Regions from separate parts of the Homo sapiens genome. Here regions 2, 3, 4, 5, 6 and 7 are each linked to region 1. The links are chromatin loops, found by intact Hi-C in ENCODE. Cell type or tissue: IMR-90. All regions are shown on one strand. Region 1 overlaps TASP1 (taspase 1). Region 2 overlaps SPTLC3 (serine palmitoyltransferase long chain base subunit 3). Region 3 has its middle 18 kb from the start of LINC01722. Region 4 overlaps ISM1 (isthmin 1). Region 5 overlaps TASP1 (taspase 1). Region 6 overlaps TASP1 (taspase 1). Region 7 has its middle 86 kb from the start of ISM1-AS1.

Evidence for each region. A loop is a pair of places that touch in the nucleus more often than their neighbours do. Peaks named below come from ENCODE experiments on the same cell type or tissue, not always from the same donor. Only the 100,000 strongest peaks of a DNase experiment are listed, where the experiment ranks them.
Region 2: a loop joins it to region 1, with 8 times the contacts of the local background. A loop is called at or near these places in 69 of 110 quality-filtered maps.
Region 3: it touches region 1 in a loop (14-fold over the local background); 10 of 110 quality-filtered maps call a loop at or near these places.
Region 4: a loop joins it to region 1, with 4 times the contacts of the local background. A loop is called at or near these places in 4 of 110 quality-filtered maps.
Region 5: a loop joins it to region 1, with 7 times the contacts of the local background. A loop is called at or near these places in 26 of 110 quality-filtered maps.
Region 6: it touches region 1 in a loop (2.3-fold over the local background); 6 of 110 quality-filtered maps call a loop at or near these places.
Region 7: a loop joins it to region 1, with 9 times the contacts of the local background. A loop is called at or near these places in 27 of 110 quality-filtered maps.

What each region holds. Positions count from the first base shown.
Region 1 is chr20:13,544,769-13,548,768 of GRCh38, reverse strand. The region is part of intron 8 of TASP1 (taspase 1); the gene reads left to right. Among named protein-coding and RNA genes, the nearest start is that of TASP1, 92 kb to the left of the region's middle. In IMR-90, a CTCF peak has its summit at 2,040 (motif pointing right); a DNase peak (open chromatin) is centred at 2,048; H3K27ac peaks cover 201 bases.
Region 2 is chr20:13,118,189-13,122,188 of GRCh38, reverse strand. All of the region lies in intron 8 of SPTLC3 (serine palmitoyltransferase long chain base subunit 3), which reads right to left. It also overlaps a transcript of TASP1 not described here. Among named protein-coding and RNA genes, the nearest start is that of ISM1, 100 kb to the left of the region's middle. In IMR-90, a CTCF peak has its summit at 2,490 (motif pointing left); no DNase peak of the experiment used is centred here.
Region 3 is chr20:12,968,563-12,972,562 of GRCh38, reverse strand. No RefSeq gene overlaps it. Among named protein-coding and RNA genes, the nearest start is that of LINC01722, 18 kb to the right of the region's middle. In IMR-90, a CTCF peak has its summit at 2,097 (motif pointing left); no DNase peak of the experiment used is centred here.
Region 4 is chr20:13,260,366-13,264,365 of GRCh38, reverse strand. The region is part of intron 1 of ISM1 (isthmin 1); the gene reads right to left. It also overlaps a transcript of TASP1 not described here. Among named protein-coding and RNA genes, the nearest start is that of ISM1-AS1, 23 kb to the right of the region's middle. RefSeq lists a silencer at 1,950-2,244. In IMR-90, a CTCF peak has its summit at 2,102 (motif pointing right); no DNase peak of the experiment used is centred here.
Region 5 is chr20:13,457,275-13,461,274 of GRCh38, reverse strand. All of the region lies in intron 11 of TASP1 (taspase 1), which reads left to right. Among named protein-coding and RNA genes, the nearest start is that of TASP1, 180 kb to the left of the region's middle. In IMR-90, a CTCF peak has its summit at 2,225; no DNase peak of the experiment used is centred here.
Region 6 is chr20:13,395,571-13,399,570 of GRCh38, reverse strand. All of the region lies in intron 13 of TASP1 (taspase 1), which reads left to right. Among named protein-coding and RNA genes, the nearest start is that of ISM1-AS1, 160 kb to the right of the region's middle. In IMR-90, no CTCF peak of the experiment used is centred here; no DNase peak of the experiment used is centred here; H3K27ac peaks cover 170 bases.
Region 7 is chr20:13,323,300-13,327,299 of GRCh38, reverse strand. It overlaps a transcript of TASP1 not described here and a transcript of ISM1 not described here. Among named protein-coding and RNA genes, the nearest start is that of ISM1-AS1, 86 kb to the right of the region's middle. In IMR-90, a CTCF peak has its summit at 2,161 (motif pointing left); no DNase peak of the experiment used is centred here; H3K27me3 peaks cover 288 bases.

The sequences.
Region 1 (4,000 bases):
AAACATGGAACATTTTAGATGAACTGGGATTATATGATTGAATTCAGTTAATGACTTCATGTCCAGCATCACTCATTTAGTTTTCCTCCAGGTAGTCTAGAACTCCCTTCTTGGAGTTGCAGCTCTTCCTCTTTGCTTCCAGGATTTGCCTCAGGGTCACTTTCATTGTTCACAGTCAAACCTTCACCAGGCAGCCAGTTCTCTCAAGTCAGGCTCCTTGCTCTTTATTTTCCCCTGCCCAGCAGAGGACCTGACACATTAGCAGCTATTTAATGAAGGTTTATTTGAATGGATGAATCTATATGTATTTTTCCATTTCCTTTTTTTTATGTCCCAACCTGTTCCAGTTGCCTGTTTTCTCCTGCCTATTACACATTTTCACTTGTTTGACCCATCACAGTCTAACTCAGCATGTTTAGAATCATGCTCCACTCACTCTCCTGGATGATTGCACTAGCTTCCTACCTATCTGCCCACAACTGCCCTGCCCTTTCAGTCATTTCTCTGCCCAGCATTCTTGAAGTTTTCTAAAAGTACAGTTTGATTTTGTCATGCTCCTGCTTGAACCCTTAACTCACTTCCAGCTGCTCTTAAGAATAAAGTATAGGCTCCCCAACAGAGTCCCCAGGACCCTATGGGAGCAGACATGGCTGTCTGTCTTTCCAATCTTTTGCCATCTCACTCCGGGTCACATTGTCAAGATTCTTCCTGTGTCAAGGTCTTCACACCTGTGATTCCAGATCCAGGGAATGTTGCCTGTCTCCTTCCTTCTTCTCTCTCTTTAAGCTATTGTGCTGCTCCAATTGTCTCTCTGTCATTATTAGTGTGGTTATTTGATGTCTTTATCTTCCAGTAGAATGAGGTTCCAGGAGGACAGCTATTGTATGTCTTATTTACCATGGTTTCTCAGCTTGACATATAATAAATGCTCAATAAACATTTAATGAATACATGCACTACTTTTTTTTTTCTTGTTTCTTTTTAGTAGACATACTACCAGTGAGCCTTTGTCTTTTCACCCTCAGTGGCTGGACTGTTGCAGTATCTTCATGCCTGGCTTCTTTGCCTCTAGTCCTGCTCTATTCCGTTTTAATTCTGTGTGCTATCAGAAGATACATTTCCCTAAAAATACCTGCATTGGTTTTGTCTCTCTCCTGGAAGAAACTTTAATAGAATCTTTACTGTCTGTGGGTTAAAACCCAAACTTTTAAGCTGAATTTTATAAACCCTCTTGAAACCTAGCTACAAGCTACTTTTCCATTATCTTCCTTCTGGAATTACCTTTTTTTCTCACCAAATATATTTCTCTTTTCAGTTTTATTTGCTGAGAGTTCTCAAATCCAAGTTTTTGTTCATATTCCTTCCCTTAATGGGATAAGCAGTAATTAATAATGGAATATTAACTACTTCTTTGCTTCCTGAAAATTCTAATTCAACTCTTCCTTTATGAGCTAGCTCCAATGCCATGCAGATCAAATTTCTTTCTTCTAGTTGGCACAGATGACAGGTACTTAATAAGTGTTAATTGAATTGAATTATCTGCTTTACACATTTGCCATTTTGAGGTTGGTGTATGTGGTTATTTTGTTTGTGTATGTCCATAGAAGCGTGAGCATTTTGTTACTTTATCCTTATCACAGTCTCTAGAAATAGTGCCTTTACTCAGTTGACATTACTAATTTAAGCATCTACAGCTGATGATTTGAATATTAATTTTGAAAGAGAAAACCCATATAATGATATTTCCTCTTAATAGTAAATTTTGCAGTCTTCCAATAGGTTTAAAATCTTTTATTTAAGGGCTTCAAACATGCATTAGTCTAAAAACTAAGCTTGTTTTAACAATAAGCTTGTATTTGGGGAAATAAAAGGGATAGGTTATCTGAAGTATTACCAAATAATATTATTATGCTCACTCAACATTATAGAGATGTAAGATAATATGTAAGTAAGGGAGGGAAATGAATGTTGAAAAATAATAGCTTGAAACAGCCCACAATCTCCACTGGCCATTCCAAAGAGGTGAGTCAGGAAGTGCCCACAAGGGGGCGTGCTCATCTAGAGAAACTTGACCAAGTGCCTTTCCTGTTAATGCAGGTAAAACTGCCTGTTTACAAATGAACTTCTAGACCATGTCTTCCCCACACCGCCAAGAAAAGGAATGGACCCTCATCACAAGAATTCCTATCTATTTTGTAGCACATGTTTATTTTGGATGTGTGATTTTCCAGGGGGGCTAGGGGACTTACAGAATGGAAATATGAATTGCCTTGTGAGCTCAGACAAGTTTATGAAGCTTGTGATTGTGCCTTTTTTTGGCTGTGCTAAGAGCATTTTTATTTTGTAAGCATTGTTGTCTTTTCTGTGAAGAAGTGTTGAGGTTTGTAAAATATCCTTTTTGGATTATTAGCCCAAGAAACAGGCAGTGCTCTATTTTCACTGCTTCATCAGTTTGTGTAGCTTGAGGAACTACCAGCTAGTCATTTGGAGAAGTGCATGGGCTTTGATTGGTGTTTTTTCCACCAGAAGTCATGGCTTCTTGCAGTCTTTAATTTTTCTTTTCCAGTCCTTTTTTTTTTAACCTTTGGCCTCAACATTATCACCAGCAAACATTTATTGAATGCTATTTATGTACAGGCTTTTAAATAGATCTTAGAGAATGAATAGAGGATATGGCACCTAGTCCCTGCCCTTTATGTATTTGATCCGAAGGAATTAAACAATAAAAAGAAATCATGCCATTTGGTATGTGTTAGAAGAACAAAATCATCAGTGAGAGCCACAGGAATTAACTGGATGGAGAAATCACTCTAAGCTCTGCTAAGTTTCACATGGCAGTCTTAATGGAATTGGAGGAATTTAAGCTGGATGTTGGATAAAGGGTCAGACTTATATGTCTGGGTAGAAAGAAAGATAAAAGTCCTGGGTTCAGAGGCCTGCAAATGGATGAGTTTGGTTGCACCGTAGGTTTTCTGCAGGACAGTGGTTTCAAACTCAGAAGCCAGGGGTGCCAGGCAGGTAGGCAGCCTAAATGTGTGAGACAGGTCTAGAGAGGTAGACAAGTAGAAGAGAGTGGGGCTGACTGGCCATGTGTGTTCCATTGTAAGATATTTTAAAAAAAAATGTGTAACACCAAACTACACTTTGCTGGTCAAACCAAACGCTGGTTTTTGCAGCTTGTAATTCCTGGTGGGGGAATGTCAGTTGATAAAGTTAAACTGTCTGCAGAATTTAGCAAAGTAAAATAGGCCATAGAGGAATTATGACCATAGCTAGAGTCCCCCTGAATATCATGCTACTTTTATTTGTATTATCGTACTTCTGACCAAATGAGGGGAATATTTTGAAATATGTATGAATGGCCCATCCTTGTGGCTATTTGAACTAAACACAGGCTTTGGGTATTTAGAGTCTCTGAAAACATCACTGAGATTAATTTGAATGACATTCGATTTTCTAGGATATGGCACTATCATAATTTAGGTTATATTTTATATCCTAGAATATACTTAACTCCTTTCCTACTCTCTCAGTTCTTTACTTTCTAATAAGATCTATTGAGGAACGAAAGGATAAAGAGTATATAGGTACTATTTCTTTCTTTTTGCTTTTCAATATGCTTATCTTTAATCGTCATGTATTTATGATTTTGAATAACAGTTTCTATTTTTGTGGGTATATTCATAATTATATGGCCATTTGGTGATATGCATAGATACGCTGTACTTAAAAAATCTCATGTTAAATAAGGTAACTTATTACTGTATTAAGTCAACATTAAATATTTTTCTACAGTCTGGAAAGGGTTGAATTTAAATCCAAGTTAAGTGGCCCATCCCAACTGTTATGGTGTTTCATTGACAGGAATAGAATCCAGATTGTCCATGTTACCTTCCAGTCCTTTATCTGTTACTCCCCACTGCTATAAGACTCAGTTTAAAGGCTGGCAGAGCTCTCGTATTTAAAAGAGAAAGTGTAATTTTATCCAGAGAAGATAAAT
Region 2 (4,000 bases), 430 kb after region 1:
GTGGATACCTAGTGGTGGCCTGCTAAATATTGACCGTCTAATGGAAAACAGACGGGTTTTAGAGATGGAGGAAAGGTGGCCAGGGGCCTCAAAGCATATAGGGTATTACTCAACTGCATTCTCAGGGACAAGTGTAGCAATTGTCTCTTAGCTTGGGGACCATCACTGACAAAGATCAGACAAGGAAGTAAAACAAAACTTCCTTTGATCTTGAAAAGGGCTCTTCCCAATGTCCCCAACCCTAATTCACAGATTGAGACATTTTTTAAAGTCAAGGTCATGAGCCTTCTTAGTTTGAATAAATACCTCATCGGTGCAGCACTGGTTCTTTTTAATGTTAAGACTATCTTGCCCAAAATTTTATTTTTTTTGGACTGAGTTTGCTTTCTCTCAGGGTCTGAGTTTCTGGATGGAAGTTTATTTGCTTGTGTGTTTCAAAAAATGGAGCTCTTTGAGTAACTTCTGGAGAGTGTCAGGGAGAGCCTTGATTCCTGGCTACTAATTCCCCCTCTCGTTCCCCCATTGGGTGCTATGAGCCATGAGTTAAGAGGTGGCTTTGGTCTTTTGCAAGGCGAGTCTGGGTCGTGTCTTCTTCAGGGTGGGTTAGAGGTCTCCTCGTATCGAGGTTTCCACGTCCATTTGGAAGTTCAAAACCCTGATTGTTTTCTCTACACACAGGCCTGAAGTTCAAGGGCAAGGGTGGCCTTTTGGGAGGAAATCAGACAGGAGACTCTTAGAATAAACATCTTAGAGCTCACTCCCTGACCCCTGCTTACTTCAAAGGGATGTTAAATACAGCCAGGGCCTAGTGTGCAGGGCAGAGCTCACTTTTTAGAGTGACCTGGCTTTGGCTGGCATGCAGGCTTCTGGGGCTAATGCTCACCCCAAATTTGTCTGCCCTGTCCCAGTTCCCTTCTCCAGAATTCCAGCCCTGCAACCTATCAGTTACAAGGGCTACCATCGCTTCATTCATTTGCAAGTCTCTGGTCAGCCTGTGGAGGCTGTGGGAGCCAGTGTTCGGCACCAGGCATGCAGGTGGACTCAAGATCCTTGCCTGGGGAAAAGTTTGGGGTCTTCGGCATTGACCACATTTCCCAGCAACAGGATCAATACAAATGTGAAAGAATAAAAATAAGAAACCTAGTCCCATCAGCTTAGGCTTTCCTTCAAAGAAGCCATTCATGGCACGGAGCTCTGACAGGTGGAGAGAAGTAGTGATCTGGAATTTCATCAGGAAGGTCTTGAAAGGACAGACTCCTCCATGTTAGGCTGTTCACTGTGCATCTATAGCGGCTCCAAACCCAAAGTGAGCAAAACAGCAAAACTCTGCTGGCTCTGGACAGACTGTTAGCAGTTTCCTTGAGGTGGAAAGTGGGGATCACAGCCTGGCAGCAACTTCCAATTAGCAGAGGGGAATTTGTAGGACACTTTGTGAGGAAAAGGCTCTGAGATAAAAACAAAACCTCTGTTTCCTCTAGTAGTATCGTCATACTAAACCATTTTTTTCTCCTTGTTTTCAAATGTGTTTCATTACATGTCTCATCTGGTTGCTAATATATAAAACTCTGACCTTGACCCATTCCATAAAGATTTCCAGAACCTCCTAGACACTGTTACTGGGAATGCAGCCCCTCTATACCAATATTAACATCACTTAAAAAGAGAGTTAAGAGCCAGATGTTTTTATCTCTTTTTTCTAGATTTTTGGAGCTAACTGATTATTTTCAAATTTCAGGGTTTACTGAGAACCCTATGAGAACAGTGAAATTGAAATTATACACAGTTTCAGAAAAACAGCAAGTCTGAATGTGTGTACTTTAACTTTTTTTATGTTCAATTTTGTTGCTTTTGTATACATTGGTTTGGAATCCTAGCTATTTTGCAATAATCCCCGAATTTGAGATATACGGGAAGTATCTGGGAGATTATTCATCTGTCTATCAACTATCTATCTACCTATCTATCTGTCTTACAGTACAGTTATCAGAGTTTGAAAACTCTACTCTTAATTATTTAAACATACTAGTAGAAGTAGTTTTTTCAAACAAAAATCTTTAGTATTTGCCGAATCCTAATTTAAACAGACTCAAAGTAAAAATTCTTCACAAAATTATCTGAAGTTCATAGGAATAAAATATATGTTTGACTTGAAATTATACATAATGAAACTTAACATAATTAAAAAGAATTAAAGGTACAAAGGAACGGATACATAAGTTCCATCAAATCATGGGCTCATTAAGCCGAAAGGAAGCCAGTTTACCCAGGTTTATCACAGTCTGACCAAAATCATTCCACACAGGTGTGTATCTGACTGATTTTTAAGTCATCAGGGATACAGGCATTTTCTCAAATGCCCTCCTGCTCACCGCCCAGGTCTTGGAAACAGCCCCTATGTTTTCAAGGTTTTGCATCTTGCTGTTTTAGGGCAGATCTCAGCGTAGGCTAACGAATCTCTGCCAGACACGCTCTAATTCTTGCTGCCATCTAGTGGTAAATTTAGACACTGCAGTGTAACATGAAGGGAAGAGAAGACAGAGAAAGGTGGGGAGGAAAAAGGAGGGAGAGGAGAGGGAATGAACAATGCGACCCTCTGTATCCAAATATGCATAAAATGAGCATTTTAAGAGATAAGAAAATGAACAGATGTACATACTTTTTCTGCATCCCGATTAATGTAAATAATGGTAATTTTCACAATTGCTCAGTATCTATGCCAAATGAATAGAAATTGTGTGGACAAGAACGCCTACATCTTAAAAATACTCTAGCTGACATCAGAATGGAGAGCATGAGAGAGAATCATGGTGAACTGGTGTTTACTTCTGCTAGTCGCGAGCCTTTGTTTAAAGTGGGTATCAAATGAAGCTACTCTAGGGGGAAAAATGTGACATCCACCAAATTTGACAACATTTCAAGAATTGGCTTGCTTCGGTTTATTCAGGTGCCTTTGGTTCAGGAAGTAGAGTTATGCTTCGTTAAAAATTTTGTAGTTCAGAACTGCTGCTAAAGTAATCACAAAACCACAAGCTCACAGAGCAATGTAGCCAGGATCAGGGAGCTCCTAAATTTGAGACCCTCTGCTCCTACTGCTTCGACAGTCTAGGAAGGGAACATTTAACCTTTCACCAGATTTAGCTGAATTTTGTAAGATCCTGGGCTTTCCCAATGGTTTTAGCATTACCCAGCTGATTCCCACAGGCCAGTGAAGAGGGGATGAAAAACAATGCTTTGAGCCCGAAAGAAAGCAGTGCTTATTGAAGGGTAAAGGCCACTTAAAACTCTGAACATTTTAAGCATCTGTGCATTTCATGGCAGGGCCAGTGGCCAGAATTAAATCTGTTGTTTTAAATCATGAGCTTTCAATGAGAGGACTGTTTTCTGCTGCACTTCTTGGTTTGTCTAACTGGTTTACCAGAAGTCTGAACTCTTGTTCCTGTTCATCACAATAGGTAAGAAAGTGGGGATTTTTGTTGATACCACTTGCATGCACTGGTTTTGGGCCTGGTGTGGCATCCTAGGCTGAGCCAACATCACTGTCACATCTGCTCTTTGGGACAGGTGTAGGTTTGTCTGAGATAGGTGTCAGAATTTGGACAAGGCTATCCTCTCATTGTTCAGATAACTGGCTCCTTTATCTCTCAAACCCAGGTTTGAATATTGGATTTTCTTTGTCCCTTTCCTTTCCCTCCTTTTAAATTTCTCTCAAATATTTATTGTTTTTTTTTGTTTTTTTTTTCCACAAACCTCTTGGTGATATTGGCACTAGAATGACAGGGCCAACACTCACTTAACAGTCTAATCCCAGCAGATCAGAATTTTTAAGGCATATTGATAAGATATTGGAGAATGGCAGGATTTGACCTATGGTGTATGCAACATTATGGAAAGAATTTTTTTTGCAGAGAATATTTCTTAAAAGTACATTCCTGCCACCGTTTTGATTAAAACTCTTAAAACCCACAACTTGTAGCATAGGGTCAGCCTCCCTAATAACTAA
Region 3 (4,000 bases), 580 kb after region 1:
AAAAATAACAGATGCTGAGGAGGTTGCAGAGAAAAGGAAATGCTTACACACTGTTGGTGGAAGTGTAAATTGGTCCAACCATTGTGGAAAGCAGTGTGGCAATTCCTCAAAGGGCTAAAACCAGAACCACTATTCGGCCAAGCAATCTCATTATTGGGTATATACCCAGAGGAATATAAATTGTTCCATTATAAAGACACATGCATGCATATTTCACTGCAGCAGTATTCACAATAGCCAAGATATTGAATCAACTTAAATACCCTTCAATGATAGACTGGATAAAGAAAATGTGGTATGTATACACCATGGAATATGATGCAGCCATAAAGAGAATGAGACCATGTCTTTCACAGGAACATAGATGGAGCTGGAGGCCATTATCCTTAGCAAACTAACAGGAATAGAAAACCAAATTCTGCATGTTCTCATGTAAAAGAGGGAGCTAAATGATGAGAACACATTGACACAAAGAGGGGAAAAATAGACACTGGGGCCTACCTGAGGGTGAAGGGTTGGAGGAGGGAGAGGAGCAGAAAAATATAACTATTGGGTACTAGGTTTAGTACCTGGGCTAAGAAATAACCTGTACAATAAACCCCCATGACACAAGTTTACCTATATAACAGACATGCACATGTACCCCTGAACCTAAAATAAAATTTTTTTTAAAAAAGAAAAAATAATACATTACACCCATCATAGAAGAGTGAATGGTGGAGGTGATCATTTATTTTGGACTTTTATTACTGGTTCCATTCAAACCTAGAAATGCAGCTCAGTTCTGTCCTGGACATTCACTGTCTTTGTTCCTACTAATAGCTACCTGTATTTCCAATTCTGACTATGTAGTTTTAACCAGGAGGCCAAAGGCACATGGCAGCTCTAAATGATTGAAGCGGATGATTTGAGAGTCTGTCGTAGCCTACTGGAAGAGGGAGTTTATACTTTTTCAAGGAAGTTTTTTGTTTGTATAAATTTCCACAGAGATTATTTAAAACTAGTTATTTAGAAAGTTTTCAGGCCCATTTACCAGATACCACTTTGTATCAAATGCAGAAGTAGTAAAGGGAATTTTTTCAAAAGGAAAGAATGAAAGAAAAAAACAGGACTCTAGAATCAGACAGACTTGTGTTTCTGTCTCACTCATTCATTCTAAGACCCTGAACGAGTTTCTGAATACTTTCTGAGCTCAAATTTTCCTCATTTATCAAGTGAAGGTGATAGCAACTTCACTGTCTTGTGACAATTAGATGAAAAAAAGTAAGTACTCAAAATAGGTTAGAGTTTTCCTCTTTTCTCTAGTACTGCACACTGATCCACAAGTCCAACTTTGTTCTTTCTAATAACTGTTATCAGTGTAAAATGTAAAAGATGTTGAGGAGGACATTCATCATCGCTCCATCTTGATGACAATGAACCAAACCTAAGGACAAAGTGAGTTAAATGCCAACCTTCTAAAAAGGGCTGCAAACCACTGGGTCCAGTCCCTGCCCTGGGCTGGCCACGAGGAGACACATCCTCTGTACTATCCCTAAAGGTCTCTGCAGTCCCCTTCCCAGCATGTGAAAGAATAGAGAGAAGTGGGGGGTTCACAGGAAGAGTGAGTTTCAACCTGATGAAGCAAGAGTTCATGGCAAAGATGCCTTCTCATCTCTAAAGCCACGTGATGGGAATCCCTCATAAGGCTGGGGGTGCCTGGGAAAAGGAAAGGTAGGATCTCATTCCCAAATGGACATCTCCGAAGGCATGCAGGATTACTCACCTGCCCCAGAGCATAACTGAGGAAGGGGAGAAAGGATGGGACAGGAGAGAGAGCAAGGACCAATGGTGGAGATCCGTGTACACCCACACTTGGAATGCAGTTCCCTGGGTGGTGTCACAGAAAGGAGCCAGTTTGGGTTATCCTGTGAAATCTTCACTGAAGATGGCTGAGAACAGGCATGAAGAGCTCCCAGGGCAAGCAGCTGCTGTGGTCTCTGTACCTAATCCTGAGGGGTCGTGAGCTTCTCAGACTTTTTCTTGGTCATAAAAGTGAAAAAATGTAGTTGTTTCAAGGGCCAGGAAAATTCAAAATGACTAAGCTTAGGCTGACATCTTGTGGCTCAGCCTGAAATAGGTGCTTCACTAAGAAATTATTTGTCAAGACTGGCAAAGAGAGGTGGCCTGCGAACAGAGAAAAAGACATCAAAACCCACTTATTATTTTGGACAATATGATGCTATCCTTTAATGTATTTTAAAGGATATCTGTGAGAAACAGAATATTTAACTACAGATTTAAATTTATTTTTGGCTAATACACATGGCCTAGACAATTACTGAAAAAACGACTTATTCTGCTTCCAATCCATTTCCAGCATGAGAGGTCCCCTTTCCTTTGCTGTCCAGTGGTCTACAAGCTGACCCCTCTGTGATGTCAGCAGGTATTCTGAGAACCCTGAGGAGTGCTGGAATGTTCCATGTGCCCATCTGTGCCCTCAACACATCATGCTCCAGACTGAGGCGCCATCTATCTCCTTCTTCAGGTCTGTGACCCCTCCTTTTTTTTTTTTTTTTTTTTTTTGAGATAGATTCCCATCACCCAGGCTGGAGTGTAGTGGTATGATCTTGGCTCACTCTGCCTCCCAGGTTCAAGAAATTCTCCTGCCTCAGCCTCCTGAGTAGCTGGGGTTACAGGCATGCACCACCTCACCAGCTAATTTTTGTATTTTTAGTAGAGACAGGGTTTCACCATGTTGGCCAGGCTGGTCTCGAACTCCTGGCCTCAAGTGATCTGCCCACTTTGGCCTCCCAAAATGCTGGGATTACAGGTGTGAGCCACTGCTCCTGGGCCTTCTGACCCCTTCTTCACACCATAATTATTTGCCAGGTCTGACCCACAGACCCTGGCTGAATGACAGATGAACAAATGCACTCAGACACAGGTATCTAGTGAAAGAGTGGGCTAGGAGACCAGGGCCACCCACAGACCCCAAAGAGGGTACTGTAAAGAGTCAGCAGCTGTGGCCCTGACCAGCTGGCACTGCGGGCATTTATTCAGTGTAGATTTAATGACAAAGGCCTTGAGTCAATACACTTGTGGGTAATTGCGTGGATGATTAAAGGCCCGGTTTCTGGAGATATGAGTAAACAACCTATTCTGATAAACTCCCCTGCATTCCTTTGTACCTACTTCTCGCCCTTTGCCCCAGGGTAAGAACTGCTCATTCTTCCCCGAAGCTTTGCAAAACCCCCATGGCCTTCCAAGAAGGTTTGCGTTTTTCCTACAGTTTCTCCCACCACCCTGACCAATCTCCTACAATTATTCTCTCTGGTCTGTTTTGCCAAAGAATGTGGATAAGAAGATTCCTTTAAGCTCAGTTCCAAAATGGCTATGAATTAGACACTGCTGGTACTTGAAAATAACGTAAGGAATGTAAGTACAATGTGCAAAACAGAAGCTCACAGATACAATCCCAGCTTCTCCTTGTTAAAAGAATTCCTCAGCTGCCATTTATCTCTGATTTCTCTTTGGGCACAGCTGCTAGAACACTGAAAACCTGCTGGTTTTCACATTTGTGTCCCGAAAAGAGTCCAAGTTTTTAATGTTCTCCAGAGTGAAAGAGCCCCAAGTCCTGCCTCTGGTTATTGCCAGAGGAAGGAAAACATCACTTTGCACTTTTTATTAACCTCTGCAAGGATGCACCATCCACAACCATGCCGTACGCATTTTAAGAACATTCTGATGCATTTGAATTTAGAGATTTTTGACAATATTCAGAGTTTCCCAAAGGATAATGGGCTCCTATTTGATTTACATCTCATGATGAAAGTGGTTCACAAAGAAGGTTCTTCTCAAAGCCGCGAGTCTAGCTCAAACTCCTAGTTTCAGTTTTTACTTTCAGACTTACATGAAAGGTATGTTTCAAAATGAAAGATTATTTTTTGATCTCACTGTATCACTATACACTGGTGGCAAATAGTTTAGCCTTTGTCAGCCTCCAAATGAAGACAGCAAA
Region 4 (4,000 bases), 280 kb after region 1:
GAACAGGGTTGATTTCACCACTTTCAGAACCTCCAGAAGAGGCACAAATCAGTAACAAATTGTGGCTGTCTAGGAAAGTTTAGTACTTTTTCTCTTTAAGGCAAAAACTGGTAACTATTCCCCAGATTAACACAATCAGGCAGACTTCTTGAAGGCAGACTGGCTGGCAAATTTCTGAAAGGCAAAGAACAGGCCCTGTCTTCAGTCTCCAAACTCCCTCCTCCTTCCCCCAGTTTCACAAGCTCAGGGGGCAACAAATAAGTACTAGTTGATGATAATGATGGCTAAAGTTATCATTGGGTAACGAGGGCCTAGTTAGATTTTATTTTAATTAGGCTCAGGCTACAGGCCTCATTACCCCTAATGTGGCTTTTATGTGGGATTCTAAAGAAAAACAAAAAAACCCTAGGAATCTTCTACTGAAGATATTAAAGAAGATATTATTAGCAATGCATTTGGTCTCATAGACTTTGAACAACAAACAACAGAGATTATAATTAATGTCACTACAGCCTCTCTCCTTAAAACAAACTAACAATATAGTTAATTAGCAATATATCCTCATTTGGGGCTGGACATCTGCATATTATTATCGACAATGCTTGTTTCCTTTTTCCAGATGAAAGGAAGCCATACTGCACCCAGGCACATGGCTGTGCGCCTTCCACATTCAAACACTCCATTTTCTTCTACCCACAATAAACACACTCGGGGCTTTATCTGTGCCGAGCATCGATTTTGTCTGGAACAGTTCCACACATCTAAAAATAAGTTCAAGAATGCCACTAGTGGTATTTCAAAGGGAAGAGCAAAAGTTTTGCCATTTGAAGAGATAAAAGAAGAAAATGGCACACTGATTATCTTTAACATGATTGAGGAGCAAGCACTCCTAAGATGAGAAAACCAGGAGAATGAATAAAGTGAGTTTTAGACCATAAAATCGGCTTTCTAGAAGGGGCACACTTGTTCTTAGTGCTCAGGAAGATGGATGGAGACCACGATCCTAGGAGTGGAAGCAGGGGGTGGTGGGGGGCTTGTTGGGACTTATTCTGAGAAGTGTTGGAAAGAGGCAGCCAGGATGCACTGGGGAAAAACTGCACTGTGAAGACACAGATGACAAGGCTGACCAGCTGCTGCTCTCATGAAGCCTGTGTATGATGGCAATCATTCCCCTTCAGGCAGCAGGAACAGAGCAAATGTCAATGGCCGTATTTTATAGCAAGCATGACAGTGCAATGCCCCTTTAGGAACTATTGCTGGCAGAGGGGAAACGGCCATACGTATGCTTCAGTCTTTGCTGGGCACTCTGACGACAGCCCTGAGAGCCAGTGACACAGGTACATCATGGGCTCAAGAATTCAGGAGGGTCTCAGTCCTGGTTTGGGAATGGAGCCTGCTGTCACGGTCTGACTAATAGCTGAGGAATCCCTAGTTATGGCGGCAGAATGTATCATAACGATGTTTACTTTAGGGCTTGGCAGTGACCTCGTTTATTATCTCAGGCTTTAGAAGAAATGAAGAATGGGCAACTCTTTGCATTTGGGTAGGGAGCTGGCTTTGAGGTGGAGGGGCCACCCATCCCTGTGTATCTCTCCTCATTGAAGGTTCTTGGGGCCGGCTGACAAAATGGAGATCAACACTTCACTGGTGTGTCTTGAATACTTCTGTAAACTGCTTTGATCTTGAAAATGTGCAGATTATTGGTGAATTTTTTCAAGTTGTGCTTTCTCCATTGCTGGCAAAGAAAACAGAGTGGTAGCTTTTCCAGGACCGATTTCTTTTATGTCCTGTTAGGCTAAAGAATGAACTGAAATGAAGGATAAATTATTCTTTCAAGTGTAAGAAAACATGTAAGAAGCAGAGTACACGAGTGGAAAGTGAGTTAGGCCAAAAAAAAAAAGAAAAAGAAAAACAAACCCTTCACACATCACCTAAAACATCCCTGCAAATGTAGAGAGATGGAGAAATCATACTTTCCAGAACCACTTTGATAAAGCCCTTGTGGTGTGAGGCCAGCCATCCTCAGCATCCAGTTAAGGGCAAGGCTTTCTATCAGCCTTCCAGGCTGCAGCTAACCAGCTCAGGGCTATAAAGGCCAGGCCACCAGTGGCCACCAGGGGGCTTCCATCCCTCCTCTTCAGCCCTGTTAGAGTTCAGCCACCCCTTTAAGTCAAACTTTGAGCAAATATTTAATGAGTGTGGATTATTGGTGATTTTCCAAGTTGTGCTTTCTCCATTACCGGCAAAGAAAACAGAGTGGTAACTGTCTAGGACTCGGTTTCCAGGACCCAATTTGAAGAGGCACCAGATCATTAGTGCACCTAAAAGGCCCAAGTATCTAAGTCCTCCTACGACCAGAGGGAACGGGTGTCGAACAGGACACCAGAAGGCGAACATCTCCTGCAGTGATTCTGTGTCTCCCTGCATAGAATGAGGGGATATAAGGCCCAGGCCAAGGCTGGTGTTCTGTTGGTGAGAGGGAGAACCTGGAAATTAAGCCAAAGGACATGGATGGCAGAGTTCAGAAGCTGAGGTCTGGGGTAGGGGTGGCCTAGGGACCCTTGCCAAGTTATTATCCTAATTAAGGAGATGGATTCTTCTCAACACTAAAGTTAAGAACCCTCATTGAAACCTATTGCTAATCTCTCTGCTCCAAGTACTTCTAAAATGGGTTTCAAAGGTCATTGGACGTTAACCTTGGAATCCTGAAAAGGGTTCAGGGTACTGTGGAAAGGACTGGGGCCAGGAGTTTCAAGGTCTGGGTCTGGGTCCCAGCATTGCCTCTTCCTGTTTTGTGAGCTTTGGTAAGTTATTGCACCTCTGCACTTATGGTAGACTGGTTGGCAAAAATGTCCACAAATTCTTCTTTTCTCTAAAGATCCACGCCTCAGGTAGTTGCTTCCACACTCTTTGAGCTTCTTTTTTCTTTTTTTTTTTTTTGAGACAGAGTTTCACTCTTCCCTCTTGTTGCCCAGGCTGAAGGGCAATGGCGCGATCTCGGCTCACTGCAACCTCTGCCTTCTGGGTTCAGGCGATTCTCCTGCCTCAGCCTCCAGAGTAGCTGGGATTACAGGTGCCCACCACCACCACACCTGGCTAATTTTTTATATTTTTAGTAGAGACGGGGTTTTACTATGTTGGCCAGGCTGGTCTTGAATTCCTGACCTCAGGTGATCCACCCAACTCAGCCTCTCAAAGTGCTGGGATTACGGGCATGAGCCACTGTGCCTGGCCTTCTTTGAGCTTCTTACTGCGGCCAAAGGGACAACAGTTAACAGAGACTTGAAAAGCACTTGTGCCTTAGGATTGCCTATTTTTTTTTGCTCTTTGGAATGCTGAGAACACTCGGTGAAGAAGGCCAAGCTAGCCTGTTGAATGGTGAGAGACGTGTGCAGCAGAGATAATTTATACCAGATTCACCAGCCTGCCAATGGCCAGTCACTCAGATGGAGACTGTCCTAGACCATCCAGCCCTGGCTGAGCCTCCCCAGGCTATGAGAGCCACCCTGCTGACCCAGAGAGTCATGAGAAATAATAAATCCTTGCGGGTTTAAGCTAGTGAACCCAGTGTGGTTTGTTACACAACAAAAGCTGACTGATATAGGACCTTGGTTATTTATTCTGTGAAATGACCATGGTGAGGTAGAATGAGAGTTGCAGAAAGCCTCTCACTCTATTCAGCTCTGACTTCCTCGGAATGGAATCCTAAAGAGACACTTGTTCTGGAGAAATTATTTCACACTAACTTCAAAAAAAAAAAAAACTCCACTTTATTCCAAATGCTGAAAACATCAAATTGAGGGTGGGGAGATTAAATAAAAATCCAGTGGTTCACAAATGCATGAAATGTAGATTCTATCTGCAATGACTAGAACATCTTCTCCTTTCTCTCTATCCTTCTACCTGTTAGCTCAAAGCTGGGTAAAACCTGTTGGAAAATTCCAAAGCCCTGCCAACGACTTTCTTCACTGACAGGTGCTTTTTTGGTAATAGCTTCATT
Region 5 (4,000 bases), 87 kb after region 1:
AGGTGGATAGAAAATGCAGGAGAGAAGCTTGCAGTTTTTGAGCATGGTCAGGGTAAGTTTCCCTTAGAAGGTGACATTTGAGCAGAAATCCAAAGGTGATGGAGAGAGCCATGTGGCCAGTGGAGGGAAGAACGTACCAGACAGAGGGAACAGCATGTGCAAAGGAGTTAGCAATGTGTCTAGAGTTGGCTGAGGGATGGCAGGGAGGCCTGTGTGGCTGGAGCAGTGTGAGCAAGGGGAAGGATGGTTACGGATGAGCTGGAAGAAGTAGTAAGGGCCATGCAAGGCCTTGCAAGCCATCATAAGATGGGAGCCTTGAAGAGTTTTGAGAAGATAAATTGGCCTGAATTACATTTTATTGAAGCCATTCTGGCTTGGGTGCTGACAATAGATTTTGGGAGGCAAGAGTAGAACCTGACGGACTAGATAGGAGGCTATTAGGCTAATTCAGTTAAGAGATAGTAGTGGCTTGGACCAGGGTAATGGAGGTAGATGGGAAAGTGATTGGATTCCGGATAGTTTTTGAAGGTAAAGCTAACAGGATTTGCTAATTAATTAATATAGGGTGAAAGATAAAGAGAAGAGTCACGATGACTTGAGGATTTTGGGCCTGGGCAAAGAAGAGAAATGAGGTTTCTGTTTACTGATCTAGGAAAGCCTCCAGGAAGAATAAGTCTTGTGGGGAAAGATCAGCAGTTTCAAAAGATGCTTATAAAATGAACAAGTGGAAATGTTAATTAGGCAATTGCATATATAAGTGTCAAGTTCAGGGATAAGGCCTGAGCTAAAATAAATTTGAGAATCAATGGTGTGCAGATGATATTTTAAAGTGATACATGATATGAGATCAGGAAAATCGATGCAGATAAAAGAAGACCTTGAAGAGCTCTGGAACATTCCAAAGGTAAAGTAAAGAGATAAAGAGGAACCAGCAATGAGATTGAGGAGGAGTGGCTGGTGCTTCTGGAGAAAATCCAGGAGTTTGTGAAGTCCTGAAAGTCAAGTGAAGTAAGTGCTAGAAAGCAGCAAAGCACGATCAGCAGGTCAGACTCTTCCGATGAGCAGTAAGAGGAGGACTGGGGAACTGATCACTGACTAGCACCCTGTGGTGGTGATAGATGACCTTTCACAGTAGGTTTGGATGAAGTGGAGGGGATACAAATCCCAGTGTGAGTGGGTAAGGGAAGAGACTGAGGAGATAAATAGGAAACAGTGAGTACAGACACATCTTTGAAGGAATTTTTCCTTTCTTGAAGAAGATAATGGGGTGGTAGCTGGAGAGGAAAGTGTTTTTTTCTTGTCTATATAGAAGACAAATGTGTATGTTTTTCTATAGATGAGAAGTTAGAGCAAATAATACAGGACAATGATTCATGAAAGAGACAAATTAATGATGTGTGTGTTCGGGCAGAGGTGAAGGTCCCTGAGGAGGCAAGAAGCAGTAGACCTAGTCAACAGGTGAAGCTATTGACCTTGGAGGAGCATGAGCAATTCATCTGTAGTAACAGGAGGCAAGTCTTGAATCAAGATGTGGTGGGGGCTGATGAAAGTTCTTTCTGCTTCTGTCTCTCCCAGGGAAAGACAGCAGCAGAGTTCCCATGGAGGAGGAAATATTGGAAATTTGAGGAAAAACAAGAAAGTATAGGTCAGTACTTGCCTATGTATTGCCAGGCAGCATTAAGGGTCCAAATTGAAGATAGTGACCATGAATTTAAAGAAGGCATGGTCAGCATGGTAGTGTAATTATCTTCAGCAAAGTTTGGTTTATGGGTGCAGGCATGGAGTAAGATTTAATTATGGTTGGAATTTTGTCAGGTGAGTATGATGGGGCAAGAGCAGACCAATTTAGCTGATGGTTTCTGCAGAGAATTAATTATAATGATGGACTATGGACTTTGGCTACTTAGGGCCAAAATGAGGACTTGGGAGGGAGGTTGTTGGAGTCTGGGAACCAGAAGGTATGCACTGTGCAGTTAGGGGTGGTTAGTGAGATTCTTGCAAGTGAGGTTCACGCAAGAGGTGATGTTACTGGGAAATCACAAAGACTAGGGGACGATAAAGGGAGTGAGTGGGTAACATAAATAAAGTAAGAGGTAAAAAAATTGAGAAGTCATGGAGTTGGAAGGATAGTCTCCATGCACCATGAAGTCAACTAGGTATTATGACAGGACGGATATCAGCCAGGGGCATAAATCTTTGAGGGGTGATGGAGAGTGGCCTCTAGGGGCCAGTAGATGAACTGCTACACAAACTTGTCTCATGACATGAAATCCCAATCTGGTTTTAGTAGAAGACACTATCCTTGTTCAGGCATGACATGAATATTGTTTCCATAAACCTCATTTACATTTGCCAAAATTTTAAACCTTATATAGCCTTGTTTGTCACAATTAGAATATGAAAGAAAAATGCAGAGTGCTCTGAACCCACATGTACTAATGTTGTATGTTGGCAAGTTGACCTGCTTGTCCCCAGATCAGTTGTTTTTTCGCTGAGCTGTGGCGTTAACTAACATGAACATGCAACAACCACAGGGCTTAGGAGTCCTGGGATGGAGCCCAGCTGGATGGGTCAAGAAAGTGAATGATTCTTTTTTTTATTTATCCCAGAAATTGATAATTAAGCTTAACTATGGGCCAGGAGTGGTGGCTCATGCCTGTAATCTCAGCACTTTGGGAGGCTGAGGCAGGTGGATCATCCAAGGGTCAGGAGTTTGAGACCAGCCTGGCCAACATGGTAAAACCCCATCTCTACTAAAAATTAGCTGGGCATGGTGGGGGGCACCTGTAATCCCAGCTACTCGGGAGGCTGAGGCAGGAGAATCATTTGAACCCAGAAGGCAGAGGTTGCAGTGAGCCAAGATCGTGCCATTGCATTCCAGCCTAGGCAACAAGAGCGAAACCCCATCTAAAACAAACAAACAAACGAAAACAACAACAACAAAAACTGTGGAAATTAAAAATTTGAATTACTGGCACTCTTTTTCTTCCTTTAGGGTGTTCACCATCAAAACAATACTGTTCACTCAATTGAATGTGTAGAACTTGCTCTTGTTAACAAATGGCTCTAAAATAAGTGTGCGGTTTTGAAATATTTCGGATTGACCATTACTTCTAATGTTGACCTTTTTGTTTACACACTAGATTGAGGTTTTGTGTACCACTACTGTCTTGACTATATTTTGTACTCTCAGTTAAGGTTTTGTGTACCACCAATGACTAGGCTATATTTAGTACTCTTTTGGTGACAATGCAATAATTGAAAACTTACAAATGAAAACATCTTTCTTGAAATTTAGATTTTTAAAAAAATGAATTTCACAGTGATTCTTCACTTGATTTTTACACTGTCAGGCAATTCTGTGGGTGTAGGGTCTTTTTGTCCTTTAGTTATTAGCCCCTTCCGGGATATAGTTCCATAACAGACCCTGCTTATATGGAATCACTAAAATTAGTGTGATAATTCAGTGTTTACTCCAGCTTATTAACATAGCTCTATTAGATTGTGAATGTCTGTGTTTCTGCATATTTGGATAAACTTGTTCTTCTGTAGGTAGAGTTCCCAGAATTCTTAAGAGTGACATTGCAGCCTTATCACAGATGATTAATGACTATTTAAGAAACTGTATACTTCCTGAATCTAAAATAAAAGTTGAAAAATAAAATAAAATTAAAAAGAAAAAAAGCATTAAAAAGTTGTGAGTTTATCTATATGTGTATATACAGAAAAACATCTATAAAATATTTTTCTTCATGTAAATTTAGGTTAATTTAAATCCTTTAAGTATACTACAATAAAGTTTTGTGGTTTTATTTCTTTCTTACAAAAATTCTATAAAGTAAAAGTTGTTTTTGAGCATAAAGCATTATTTATTGATTTAGACTTCCCTAAAGCCATCCTATCGTATATATACCATCCTGCTTTTTACATTTTATTTACCTGAATGTTTGGGTTTTAAAATAATGTATATAATTTATAGGATCCCATTTTATTTTTTATT
Region 6 (4,000 bases), 150 kb after region 1:
GGGTTGGATAGAGATATGAGGGAAATAGAAAAGGCAATGATGACTCTTAAGATTTTGGCCTAAACAGAAGAATAGAATTGCCATTTACTAGGGTGAGGAAGAAGGTGAAGTTGGGGGAAAAGACTTGAGGGGAAGTAGCAGAAACTCAGTTCTGGACATGTTAATTTCAAGATGCCTGTTAGGCATCAAATGGGGAGGCCCAAAAGGTAGCTGGATATGTGTGTCTGGAGTTTAGGAGAAAGGACTAAGATGGAGATACATATTAGGGAATCTCAGCATATAAACATTTTTTTAAAAAACATTTGGATGAGATCACCAAGGAGGTGAACACAGACAGGAGAAAAGATTCCTGGGGAAATTTTGTACTTATAAGTTGGGGAAGCAACCAGGGAGACTGAAAAGTTATAATCATAGAGGTCAGAGGAGAACCAGGTGAGAGTGGTGTCCTAAAAAACAAGGGAAAAGGGTGTTTCAAGGAGAAGCAGGTGATCAACTTTATCAGATGCTGCTGCTGGGCCTTGTGAAATTAGATTTGAGGACAGGCTATTGGATTTGGCATTGGAAGTCATTTCTTATTTTGATAAAGAGGGGTTTTGGTGGAGAGGTGAAAGCAAAAAGCTGATTATAGAGGGCTTAAAGAGAAAATGGAAGGAAAGAATTTGAGGTAATAGGTGTAGAGAACTCTTTCAAATAACTTTGCTGTAAATGGAAGTAAAGAAATGGAGTGGCGACTGGAGGAGGAGGTTGATCTATGGAGTTATTATTCTTACCTCAATTTCCAGTGCAACCAGCTGCTTCACTTTATATCCAAAACACTTCATAGACATTTTTCTTTAAAATGAGTGGAAGAAAAGTAGTCTAACTGTTGAGTCTTTGGACATTCCAACATTTAGTTGCTGGGGAGATGAGGAAGAATCAGCAAAGGAAAGTGAGGTTACGTTTTGGAGTAAAATAAAAGGAAAGTTTCAGCATATTTTTTGTAGTAGTTCCAGGTACAGCTAGTATTAAAGGAAGGCATTCCTTGACATTTGGGATGAACTAACTTTGACAGAGTCACACAGGTCTTTTGAATGCAGGATGTCTGAACCTTTCTGTGCTCATGTGCCTGTCTGGCTCTAAGAAGGGTAGAACAAGGTGGAGCAATACACTTGCAGCTTTTGCCCATGCTCCCGCACTGCCCCCCGCTTTTTTTTTTTTAAAGAGAGAGCACCTGCCAGGACCCAGCAGAAGTCAGCTTGAGAAATGCTGCTTTCTGGGTCTCCGTGCCTTAACAGTTCTTTGGGGGCATGGGTCGGATCAGTAAGTCAGGAAGCACAAGATTTTGACAAAGAGAACTTTCTTCAAATCAGTTGTTGGTGGTTTGTATTTTTCCCCTCCAAAATTCCTCACTGACAGATTAACTGAGATTCTCAGGAAATTGTCCATTACACAAATGGAGAGTAGCCTCATTCTTAATGATAGTTTAAGTGTTAGCCTTTCATTTCTTTTCAAATAGAAGATGCTCTTTTCAAACTATAGTAAGATTCATGTTATCTGGCAGCTTACCAACCAGAAGACCATAAATGACATTTTGGGTTTCACCTAGTACAAATCATCAGGATGTTGAGGCCAGGTTCCCTATGAAGAGGAAAAGACAGTTCCCTTGGGCTGTCTTGACCAAGGAAATGGTGACCCATAGCCTCCCCTTACAGACCTGAAGGGAAACCCTCAGTAGTAAAACTCCGTAGAATGTCAAAATCAGAAAGAACTCTGAATATAATTGAGTTGAAGTTTTTCACTTTTACCGAAAAAGACATTGAAACCCAGAGAGCCAGTGATTTCCCGATCCAGAAACTATCCAATCTATCAACAGCAGAGTTGAGGCTCAAACCGATTTCTCTGAGTCCCAGAATCATCTTGAAATTTGTTGGTAAGATTTGTTCCAGTAGCTTTCCTGAGCAAGCTCTGATTCACCCTGAAAACCTCCTGCAGTTAAAGGCATGTCTCTTAACAGAGCCAGATTTAGAATCCTCCTTCATGGTAAGTCTTCAGGGGGAGTCAAGATAGCCCTAAATTTGGAGTTCAGAGGCTTTCATTCACATCTCAATTTTTCCACTTCCTCTCTGACCATAAGCAAACCACATTATCATTCTGTCTCATTTTTTTTTTCATCTGAAAAAAATAGGTATAGTATACATCTTTCTGTCTGACATGGTATTTTGAGGGATCTCATTGATGCAAAAGTGCTATGGAAACTAAAGCATTATGCAAATATAGGGACTTATTGTTAAGATTTCACAAAGAACTAGTTTCTGCATCCTGCAAAGACATAATTGCACTTAGAGCGAGATCCATGTTTCATTCTTCTGTTCCCCCATAATAACTTGCAGAATAAATATTTGTTAAATAATGGAGCACTTTTATCACCTGTAGCAAGAGGGAATATTCATGATAATTCTCCATGTGAGTGGTGAAATAATAGTTACTGTGGGGCTTGCCATGTTTATGTGAGTATCTTCACTGGGCTTTTAACCTAAAAATAGGAGGGAACTCTTGTCTGATGTTGCCTCTGACTGAAGTGTGGTGTCAGTGAGCCTGGTGATAGTAAGAACCAAAGTGGCCTGTAGGCTGGAAGAATATGCTGTTCTCATCAGACAGCATTTTAATCTTATTTTAAGGCTCCTTAGACATGATATTTGTATGTGAGAACAATAGAACTTTTTGCCCTGTATATATCCCTGTTTCAGTGCTAACAATGAAATTTACCCGAATGTCATCTTTGTGTTTCATCTGGCATCCTTGTTTTCAACGTGGAGAATGAGGTATGAGCGACACACAGTAAGATAAATAACATATGGCATTCCTTTCTCATTCTGTTGATATTTCTGATTGGTTGGCTGAACTCGGGAATTGTATCTTCAAATTGCTCTGGCCTATTTAATACTTTTAATTTAAGACAATGAGAAAATAGAAGTAAATACTTTTTTTTGATTCATTAACAATGTATACACAAGCTAAATGAAGTCAGCATCAGAGATTGTCCAAACTCTGAAAGGATGCTCTAGAGACCATCTAACCCAGTCTTCATTTTCCGTTGTCCAATATCACACAGGCTTAGTAAGTGGGCACCCAGATCTTTTCACCCATAGTTAATGGATTTTTATTCTATAAAATATACACATTATTCTAGACTATATTAAGAAGGTTCATGTGAAACTGTCAGCTAGTTGAGTACATCTGCTTTCAGGATGAAGTCTGACGACCAAACTCTATTTTTAGAGCAGTTAACTACATTCCAAGGTTTAATGCTGCACACAAAGAATGCTTAGAATATAGTTATTCACAAATTGTGTCTTTTTGAAAGACAGCTCTTAAAAAGCGATGGGTAGGGAACTTCTGGGAAAAGGATAGGGGTGGGTGGCAGTGTCTCCTGAGTCAACTCATTAAGAGAGAAAAAAATGTAAAAGCCCACAATAGAAACAAGGCAATAAAAACCAACCAGACACACTTCCCCAGCCCTTCTCTTGCCTTTCTCTCTGGACTTAGTCATTTAAGGTGTATCACGTTTGTGGCACTAAAAGACAGCTGAGGGTGGCCGGGCGCAGTGGCTCATGCCTGTAATCAGCACTTTGGGAGGCCAAGGCAGGCGGATCATGAGGTCAGGAGATCGAGACCATCCTGGCTAACATGGTGAAACCCCATCTCTACTAAAAAAAAAAAAAATTAGCCAGGTGTAGTGGCACGCGCCTATAGTCCCAGCTACCCAGGAGACTGAGGCAGGAGAATCTCTTGAACCTGGTGGGTGGAGGTTGCAGTGAGCTGAGATCGCGCCACTGCACTCCAGCCTGGGTGACAGAGTGAGACTGCGTCTCAAGAAAAAAGAAAAAAAAAAAAAAAAGAAAGCTGAGGGTGACTATTATCATGTCAGGCAAGAATTCACAATGCAAGGATGTAAGGTACTACCCAGTTCACAATACAGTCTCACAGTACCATATACCATATTTACATTGCCCAAGTAGTG
Region 7 (4,000 bases), 220 kb after region 1:
TTGAGCAGTGGTTTGTAGTTCTCCTTGAAGAGGTTCTTCACTTCCCTTATTAGCTCTATTCCTGGGTATTTTATTCTTTTTGTAGCAATTGTCAATGGGAGTTCATTCATGATTTGGCTCTCTGGTTGCCTGTTGTTTGTTATAGGAATGCTGGTGATTTTTGCACGTTGATTTTCTATCCTGAGACTTTGCTGAAGTTGCTTATCAGCTTAAGAAGCTTTTGGGCTGAGATAATGGGGTTTTCTAGATATAGGATCATGTCATCTGCAAACAAAGATAATTTGACTTCCCCTCTTCCTATTCGCATATGCTTTATTTCTTTCTCTTCCTGATTGTCCTGGCCAGAACTTCCAATACTGTGTTAAATAGGAGCGGTGAGAGAGGGCATCCTTGTCTTGTGCCAATTTTCAAGGGAAATGCTTCCAGCTTTTGCCCATTCAGTATGATATTGGCTGTGGGTTTGCCATATATGGCTCTTATTATTTTGAGGTATGTTTCAGCAATACCTAGTTTATTGAGAGTTTTTAACATGAAGGGGTGTTGAATTTTATTGAAGGCCTCTTCTTCATCTATTGAGATAATCATGTGTAAACAACCCAATTTAAAAAATGAACAAAAGACCTGACTGGGCATACCATCAAAAAGGATTTATGAAAGGCAAAGAAACACATGAAAAATGCTCAACATCATGAAACGCTAAGGAAATCAAACTAACAACATGTTGAGATACCACTATATACCTATTAGAATGGCTAAAATAAAAAAAATTCATACCAAGTGTTGGTGAGGATGTGTAGCAACTGAGTATGTGTATGTATGGAACACTCACATATTGATGCTGGAGATGGAAATGGTACAGCCACTCTGAAAAATCGAATATATACATATACTTACTAAATTGAATATATACATATACTTAAATCGAATATATACATATACATACTACATGACCCAACGGTCCCACTCCTAAGTATTTACCCTAGAGAAATGAAATCTTAGGTGCACATAAAAATCTGTACATAAATGTTTATAGCAATTATTTTCATAATTTCCCAAAACTTACAAACAACTTAAATATCCTTTAGTAGGCGAGTGGATAAACAAGCTCTGGTGCATCCATACATGGAATGCTACTCAGCAATAAAAAAGAATAAACTGCTGACACATATGATAACTTGGATGAATCTCAAAGGCCTTATGCTGAGCGAAAGAAACCACTCACAAAAAGGTAACACACTGCATGTTTCTGGTTACATGACATTTCAAAAACTGTAGTGATGGAAAACAGATCAGTGGTTACCCGGAGTTGGGAGGGTTGGGTGGAAGATGTGACTATAAAGAGGTGGTAAGATAGGACTACCTCTTTGTAGGTACCACTTTTTTGATGGTCGACGTGTGTATTGGTGTTCTATATTCATAAGGAAACCTCCATTTTGAAATGCTGGGATTAAAGAACAATGTTTTCTTTTAAAGTGTATGTCAAATATTATACTTGAAAAATTTTCTGTTAAGAGTCAGTTCTCGGAGTAATTACTGGCATGTAAGAAAAATCAGGTTCAAATGGATGAACCTAGTTTATCAAAGGGAAGGAATGAATGGATATTACCCACATGTCACAGTTTTGATACAGGTGGAATTAATTGATTATTCTGGATCTGGCTTTCTTCTGAAAGGAATTTCGTCTTCCGAAGGGAACACAGGGTTTTTGTCTAAACCCATTATCGATTCTCTGGGGACAACTAGGTAACTGTTCCAGGAAACAAGTTGGGGAAAGGTGAATATTATAATCCCCCTATCACCTTTCCTGTAGCAGAAACTGTGGACCCTCTCATGACATCTAATCACAACTCTCTTCTGCCTGTGTGGAAATCAAAGTGACATATTTCTTCCCATTTTATTTATGGAGACAGATACCAGAAGAGCAAGCATGCAGGAGTTCGAAACAAATACATCTTAAGCACGAGGTTGGCACGTGTTGCAGATTTTCTTCCCCAATACAGATGTGCAACCTCGCATTTCAGAAGAGACCTGAGACCTCTAACTTCTTGATGGGAACAAAAGATAAGTCTCAGTTGTGATACCACATGCGTTTCTCGTGAGAAGGGAGACACTCCAGGGCCATCCCCCCACCTCACCCCATTTGTCGGGCTGTCCTGTGGGCACCCTCTGGTGGTCACTTAGGTCGAGTGGCTCTCTGTTCCTTGCATCCAGGAGCTCCCTGGTTGGAACACTACCTATAAAATAAACAGAAACATTCTGATTTGTTTCTTTGAGGCAGCAATAGAGAAATAGCTGCACTAACAGGATAAGAAGCCGAAAAGAAACAAATATTTTCTATTCAGATGGTGTTAAAATGTGGTCATCAAAGCTAGGGATCCTTGTATTTTTCTTCAGCTGCATGAGCAAGTCTCTTTGCCTTCCTGGGGTTTAATTTTCTCATCCAGAAAATAAGAAACTTAAACTAGGTTATTTCTAAGCGTGCTTCCAGCTTCAAATGTATGTAATATCTAATAATTTGTTTAGTAGGTGCTTTCTGTAGTGGTGCTAGGTGCTGTTCCTGACACCTGGCTTGACACCAACCTCAAGAAGAGATTATGCCTGGAAAATTGAAAGCGGTGTGAAGACACTTTGTAGGCATCATTTTGTTTTTCATTTTCTAGCCCTTTCTACCCATTCCAGTGCAAGCTTCCTTAATATTTGAAATAGATGAGCATGATTAAGGCATAATTAAAGCCAACTGAAACTTAGTTTCTTCCAAAAGTCTCTCATCTAATCACAATTAAGACCTGTTAGTTTTCAGTGAGAAGTAAGGATGTAAATTTAAATTCTACACCCCTGCCTAAAATGTGGACAAGATCCTCTTTTCTGCATCTTTGGGTACTGCCTATCACTTTTAAGCTGCACAAGTTCTGGAGCTAGAAGTCATATTTAAAAAACACACCTCACATTTAGTTATATCTTGCAGCTAGCAAGGCAATTGTTCCCTACAACTCTCTGTGAATTTTTAAGCTAATTGATTCCTTGCTGTCATCTTCTGTTCCCTTACCTGTGAGGTGGGGCTGTGAAAGTCAGAGACAACCCATGGGGACATGCTTTGTAAACAGCCACTTGTTGTAAACAGGTACACAAGCATTCGTGAGGGTTATGAAAGTTGATTTCACAGCTAGGTCCCAGGGATAGTACCTGAAAGTTACAGTATGTTTTTATAGGGCACCAAGCAATTACTGCAAATACTTCTCGACTTATAATAATTTCACACCACTGCAAGTTGTTGTCCTTATAGGAAGGGAGATAGATAACATTTCTTAGAGAAGCACACACCCTAAAAGCAGCTAACTAAATAGAAACTCAGAAAGACTCACAAGAAAGAATGCATTTCTTATCATTCAGGCTATTAACAATTTTTTTGGTCAGAGGAGACCAAAAATATTTTGGCCCATCTATTTATGAAAGAATAAACCAATGATTTTCTGTTGGTTAGTTTATTCTTCCATAAAGAAGCCTTCATTTCAAAATTCTGGGATTGAAGAAGAAGGCTTTTTTTCCAAGATAAATACTAAATACTCTCATTTAAGAACATTCTTTTAGTAATTAACTCTGGGAGTAGTCCATGACATGTATAAGAAAAATCAGGTCTAAAGGAATAAATGCAGGTTATCAAATGAGAATTATAGTCGTATGGTAGTTATAAAGATTAAATGAGATACTATATGTTGCCTAACAAAGTAAATGGCCAAGAAAACGTAGTTTCATATGAATAGTATCATACTGAAGCATTTATCTGTTTTTTGGTAGATACTGGATTTGGTAGGATATAAGTTACATTGGGAAAGGAATAGGGCTGAGTTCTTTCTCTTTGGTAACACACTGGGTTATGGGAACCACGGTTCAATAGTCTTTCATCCAGGAAGATGAGCTCTTTCTACCTTTGCAGTGTGATTCCAACTTTCTTGCCTTGCTCCGCCTGAGTCATTGTGTTTCCAGTAAGTGACCTCCCTTC